Regions from separate parts of the Homo sapiens genome. Here region 2 is linked to region 1. The links are chromatin loops, found by intact Hi-C in ENCODE. Cell type or tissue: CD4-positive, alpha-beta T cell. All regions are shown on one strand. Links, peaks and the distances in the headings refer to the core of each region. The heading gives the core; the rest is flanking DNA. Region 1 overlaps LOC105370655 (a long non-coding RNA gene). Region 2 has its middle 16 kb from the start of LINC01550.

What was found. Peaks named below come from ENCODE experiments on the same cell type or tissue, not always from the same donor. Only the 100,000 strongest peaks of a DNase experiment are listed, where the experiment ranks them.
Region 2: a loop joins it to region 1, with 10 times the contacts of the local background. A loop is called at or near these places in 2 of 110 quality-filtered maps.

The regions. Positions count from the first base shown.
Region 1 is chr14:98,102,339-98,105,263 of GRCh38, reverse strand. All of the region lies in intron 1 of LOC105370655 (a long non-coding RNA gene), which reads left to right. The region is part of intron 3 of LOC105370653 (a long non-coding RNA gene); the gene reads right to left. Among named protein-coding and RNA genes, the nearest start is that of LINC02295, 32 kb to the left of the region's middle. In CD4-positive, alpha-beta T cell, for the core only: no CTCF peak of the experiment used is centred there; a DNase peak (open chromatin) is centred at 1,363.
Region 2 is chr14:97,993,019-97,995,943 of GRCh38, reverse strand. No RefSeq gene overlaps it. Among named protein-coding and RNA genes, the nearest start is that of LINC01550, 16 kb to the right of the region's middle. In CD4-positive, alpha-beta T cell, for the core only: no CTCF peak of the experiment used is centred there; DNase peaks (open chromatin) are centred at 1,493 and 1,733; H3K27ac peaks cover 2,500 bases.

The DNA of each region.
Region 1 (2,925 bases), core at 324-2,823:
TGCTGTTCTTCTCAGTGTCCCTCCCAGTAACTGGTCAGGGAGAATGCCCAGGCCCTGTCTTGCTGGGTGAGAGGAGGGAGGGCAGGCGAAAGAGAGAGAGTGGAGGAAGGAGAGCCCAAGCCAAGTGTTGAATCTTCAGCATAAAATCTGTCTAAAGTCCTTCTTAGTTATAGTGGGGAAAGGCAGGAACTGGTTGTAAGGCAGGAATGATGGCAGCAGGGTGAGGTTTTCTAAACTGACTGCTCACACTTTTGGAGTTATTTATTCCTTGAGAGAGTGGTTTCTAGTACTCCCTAATTTTGTGTTGGCACATCTACCCAGAGCCAACTTCCTAAACAAGCCAAGGGCCATGCACAGAAACTGGAAAAGATGAGAGGGACTTCTCCATGGTTGGAGATATGCACTTCATGTCACTCCCATCCCTGCATAAAATCCTCCTGCGATCTCCATAGTCTTCCATATAAATTGAACACTTTATTCCAGGTTCTAAGGTCCTCCCTCCTGACCCTCAGCACACCATCTCTCCCCCTCTCCCAACACCCAAGCCTGCATGGGTCCCCTGGGAAGTTCTCTGCATGGATCATTCTGTTTCACTTCCTCAGGCAGATGATCAGTCTGTTCCCTCTGCCAGGGGTGACTATGAAGCCACTCTTAGGTGGACACACTTGTCTTGACCATTCACATGTCCACTAGGTATTAACTCTGCTGGAGTGCTTTCACATCCTCCCTAAATCCAGCCTCCATCTCCTCATCTCTACCTCTAAATTGAACCCTCACTCTACCCATGAAGGGATGGGTTGTATGGTAGAGTGTGTGGAGACAGGGATGAATAAATGGACAGGTGAGTAGTTGAGTGTATGGAGGGATGGATGAATGAATGAACAGGTGGATGGATGAGTGTGTGGAGGAATGGATGGATGAATGGATAAGTGAGTGGGTGAATGGTTGGGTGATGGATGGATAAGTGGATGATGGATGACTCGGTGGCTAGATAATGGATAGATAGTGGGGTGCATGCATCTGTTTGAGGTATGTGAGTATATGATGATCATGATTATGATGATAACAAAATGACTCATTGGATGCAGAGAGATCCGTAATAAAAATGTCATGTGAGAGGCCTGAACTAATGTAGTGGCAGAAGATAGGCAGATGCAAACATAAAGTACAGGATGATTTTTAGGAGTCATTGATGTCATCAATGAAGGAGAGGAAGCTGTTGACAAAAACAAGTGATGCAGCCCAATGAGTATCAGAAGCCTATGTCTGCTAGTGCTGCGTAAAAGCTAAACATATTTCTTTAGCACCTGCTGCATGTTTCACACAGTGGGGCACTAGGGGGCTGTGAATGTAGTTGCGTGGCACATGGTTGGCTTCAGGATGATGACACTGTAGCTATTAGTCTAAAGAGAATTGAGGATGCAACTGCTCTAGAAGGAAGTGGGTTTATTATGTAACTCATTAAGTCAGTGATTCTCAGCCTTCTCTGTACATCAGAATCACCTGGGGGGATTAAAAAGCTACACATGTGGAATTTACAACTTCTATTCAACTGGTCTGAAGTGGTCTCAGGTATTGCCCAGATGTGAATTCAAGGTGTGAACTACTTCATGAGCACACTAATTAATAAAATTCAGCCTCCAAAATTTCTACTCATTTTTCCAAATGGGTATTGCCTATTTGGCAACACTTTCTTTGCTTACAGAGCCAGTCTGCCACCCTCTTCCCAACTTCTGTAGCACTTTGCTCACATCCTTATTAAACCAAGTACTGCACCATTTGCCTAGCTGTGCCAGAGGTCTGTCCCTTTCCCTCACTGAGGGCATAGCCAGAGATCAGCTGGCTGCAGAGGACAGAAACCTGAGGACATTTGGAACTTAACTGCAAAAAAGATCATGGGGCGTTCTAGGCAGTGAGAAGGCTTGTTTTCCTTGGAGATATGTGGCATCTCTTCCCTTTAAGCACCTGCCTCATCCTTTTTGCAAGTTGTCACTGGGCACATCGTGAATAAGACTGCTCCACAGTGAACAAGAAAACAGGGGCTTCATCTCCTAATTCACTGTGGGGCTGATACATGGCCAGATATCCATTCCTGATCCAATCAGCTGAGGCCAGGGAGACAAAACCTGTGTTGCTTAAATTCACTTTTCCCTAGAAGGCAGAAGAGAGCAGGTCTCCAAAGGAGGGCTTATGGCTGGGAGAAAGTGACCAATGCCTTGTCCCATCCACCTCCTTGTCAACCCAGTTTCTAGCCCAGGATGCATAATGGGTGCTCAGGAAAGACTTTTTTTTTTTTAATCAAAAACTGGAACAACTGAATCCTGAGAGCCTGGCTAGTGATAAGGAATAATTTTCTCCCAAGTTCCAGAGGCCACTTGGTACTGTCTTAGAAATGGATTGAGATTTTACAAATCTAAGTCATCCTAATTGGGTGAGTGAGGAAGACTTGAAGAAATTTTCCCCTTTCCTAAATGTCATATATACCTCCCAGAAGAGCAATACCCCATTGAAGAAGTCCAGTCATCTATGCTGCCTGACAATTCCTAAATGTGTACTATAATGGGTTGAATAGTGGCCCCCAAAAAGAACTTGTGAATTTGACCTTGTTTTGAAATGGGGTCCTTGTAGAAGTAATCAAGAATTTTGAGATGAGAACATCCTGTATTTAGGGTGGGCCCTAAAGTCAATAATAGGTATCCTTATAAGACAAAGGCAGAGGGAGATTTGAGACACACCAAAGCAGAGAGATGGCCACGTGAAGCCAGAAGCAGAGTATAGTGATGCTTTCTGAAGTCAAGAAATGTTTGGAGATGCAGGAATCTGGAAGAGGCAAGGAAGGATTATTTCCTAGAGATTTTGGAGGGAATATGACCTTATTGAAGTCTTGATTTTGGACTTCTGGTCTCCAAAACTATTAGAGAATGA
Region 2 (2,925 bases), core at 297-2,796, 110 kb after region 1:
CTGGGACTTGAACCAGATCAGTGTGGGAGGCGAGCCCATGCTTGAAGCTATTCTTCCCAGTCCTGCACTGGGACAGGACCTGGTGCATGGGCTTTTCTTGACATCAGCAGGCCAAGGCTGGCAGGAGAAGTGTTTATGATCTGCCTGGGGTGGAGTAGAGAGAGGGAGGATGGGCTGAATGTCTGGGTAGCTTCAGAATGCCTTAGAGGTGTACTCCTGCTTCCTGGTGGAGGACAGTGACTTAACAAAGCTCCCACTGAGATTTCTGATGCTGCAATAACAACCTGTCTGGTGTTTTGATATTTTTCCCCATTTCCTCTTTTTGGAAAATGTGAAGAAAATGACAGGGAGCTGTCTCTATGAATGCTCAAGAGCCCAAACCAACCGGAGTATAAGAAAGAGGTGGAAGAAATAAACTACGTTTGAAATGTGCTTCTGTTTCAACCTAAGTAAGATGAAAGGCAGCCTGCAAAGTTTTTAATTGAGAAGGCAGGAGGTACCACAGAACAGAGGTCATCTACCTGGTGATGTAGTCATTCATATCAATTGAGCAAATCAAATCTGTTATGCATACGCACAATTCAGAGTTCCAATATCTTTTCCTAGAATAACAAGCAAAGTGCCCTTAACTATTTGCCACAAGCCAGTGAATTGACTCACAGGTGTAGGCTCCCATCTTGGCTCTGTGGCTTGTTGTGAATGTGACCTTCAATGTCATACCCAACATATGAGGGCCAGTGTGAATGTTGAGTCTGACTTCTAGCTCTGGAGTGGTGGTGCGGGTTGGAGATGATGCATGCAGATACTTTTAAGAGACTATCATCATCTGGTCCAAACTATTATTTTGTAGGTGTTGATGCAGACCATTCATCAAGAAGGGAAGGGGCTCCTCTATGATCTCACAGCACCTCTTATGCTGGCCTTGGGACCACCAAAGTAGAAGTCTTTTGGCTGTGACATCTGTGACATGTGGCCCACCTCAAGGTCTGCCTCTTGTCATTAAAAGCCCTTGTCCATATTTCCTCAAAGTCAGTTACACACTAGATACAGGGACCATGTAAAGACAGTGCTCAGCGTCCTATGCCCTCCAGGACAGAGTGACCAACACACTATGCTATGGAGCACTGGAACTGTGGCCAGCCTGAATTGAGATATGCTGTGGGTGGAAAACAAACTCAAGTTCTCATACTCAGTATACCATAAAAAAGTAAAATGTCTCATTGATAATTTTGTGTGGTTTGCTGATTGAAATAATATTTTGAATGAATTGGGTTAAGTCAAATACATCATTAAACTTCATTTCACCTGTTTAATTTTACATTTTTTTAAAATGTGGCTAACAGAACATTTAAAATTACACAGGAGTCTCTCACTATGTTTTACTAGGCAGCGTCATAGTGGCTCAGAATTTTTTTTTTCTTTCTTACTCTACTATCAGGAAATGTACTCCATTTCTTCTTCTGCAACAGAGCCTGTGCTTGCCATCTCATTTTTACTGTGTGCACAGTTTCCTGTAGTAACAGTGGTAACGGTTCTCATAATGATGAAGGTTGTTTGTAAAACCCCACATCCTCGATGGCCTCTTCTTTACAAAATGTTCCCACAGAGATTCTTGCTTCACCATGTCTTTGCCTGCATGGCCAAGATGACTTGGCCCCACACAGGAGTTTCTGCCGGGCATGTCACCATCCCTAGGTCTAATTCAGTGGGGTGAATGGTCACATTCTCAGCCTCCTGCTCCCTCTGATCCTTCTAAAGAAGGAAGTGCCTGCCTCTCTCTCTCACCTTTCACCTGAGGTGATGTAGACACTGTTGATTCAAGGAGGTATTATTTCTTCCTGTTCTGTTCCCTCCAACCGTCCCCACACCACTTTCTTCTTTGTGACTCACTAAACCCATATAACCGACTGGGGTCCTATTTAACTTATGTGCATATTAATTTGGCAAACATTCATTCTGCATCTCCTAAACACCTGATACTGAGCTAGTGGCTAGGGATGGAAAGAAGAGCTTGAACATCGCCTTTGGTTGGCCTCAAGGAATCATAGACAAGTTGATAAAACACAGTATTACAATATATAGAGGCATCAGCTGAGGTCACAAAGTAGGTTGCCTAACACATCTGATGATGAAAGAGAAGACTCTCTAAAGATGTGTTCAGTTGAGTGGAAAGGATGACTATAGCTCAGCTAGGGCTTACTGTATTATTAGTATCATTATTGTTATTTTTGCTATCATCATCATTTTTTAAAGTTAACTGCAAAGGAATGGACTTAAGGAAGAGCATGTAAAATTTAGGGAATTAGAAACACAAGAGATGGAGAATGAGGAAGCTGCTCCTGAAGGCCCCAAAATCCGAGTTTAGGGATTCACATTTCATCGTAAACTCAGTGAGAAGTCCCACGTGGTACTCATAAAGATGCATGAAACAGTCAGCCCAGCATTAGGAATCCATCACTTTGGTAGCCATGGGGTAAGGAATAGAATTGTTCTTACCCTATGTGTGGAGAGAAGATCAGCCATGTGTCCAAAGAGTCCAACTGTTTTGTCTTAGAAGACACAGGCACAAGGTATTTGCAATTGTGTCTGCCTTCCTGTCATCTGAAGAAGGCCCCTCCTGGGGGTCCAGTGTTTGTCTGTGATATTATTTCCCACAGTCCCACCAAGCATAAAGGATTACATCGATGCTTCCTCTCATTGATGATGAGGGCAAAGGTGCTGGGTCCAGCAGGCACCTTGGGGAACTGGAGCAGATTTGGGGATCTGTCCTTCCTGGCCCCAGAGAGACTGGTTTGGTTCAGGGACCCCTGGGGCCCCATTTGAAAAGTGGCTTTTCTCATTTCCCTTTGATCAGGCAGTTCATGGCATATTTGGAAGGACAAGGAGTGATTTGTCTTCCACATGTGTTTTCATTTATTCCTCAAA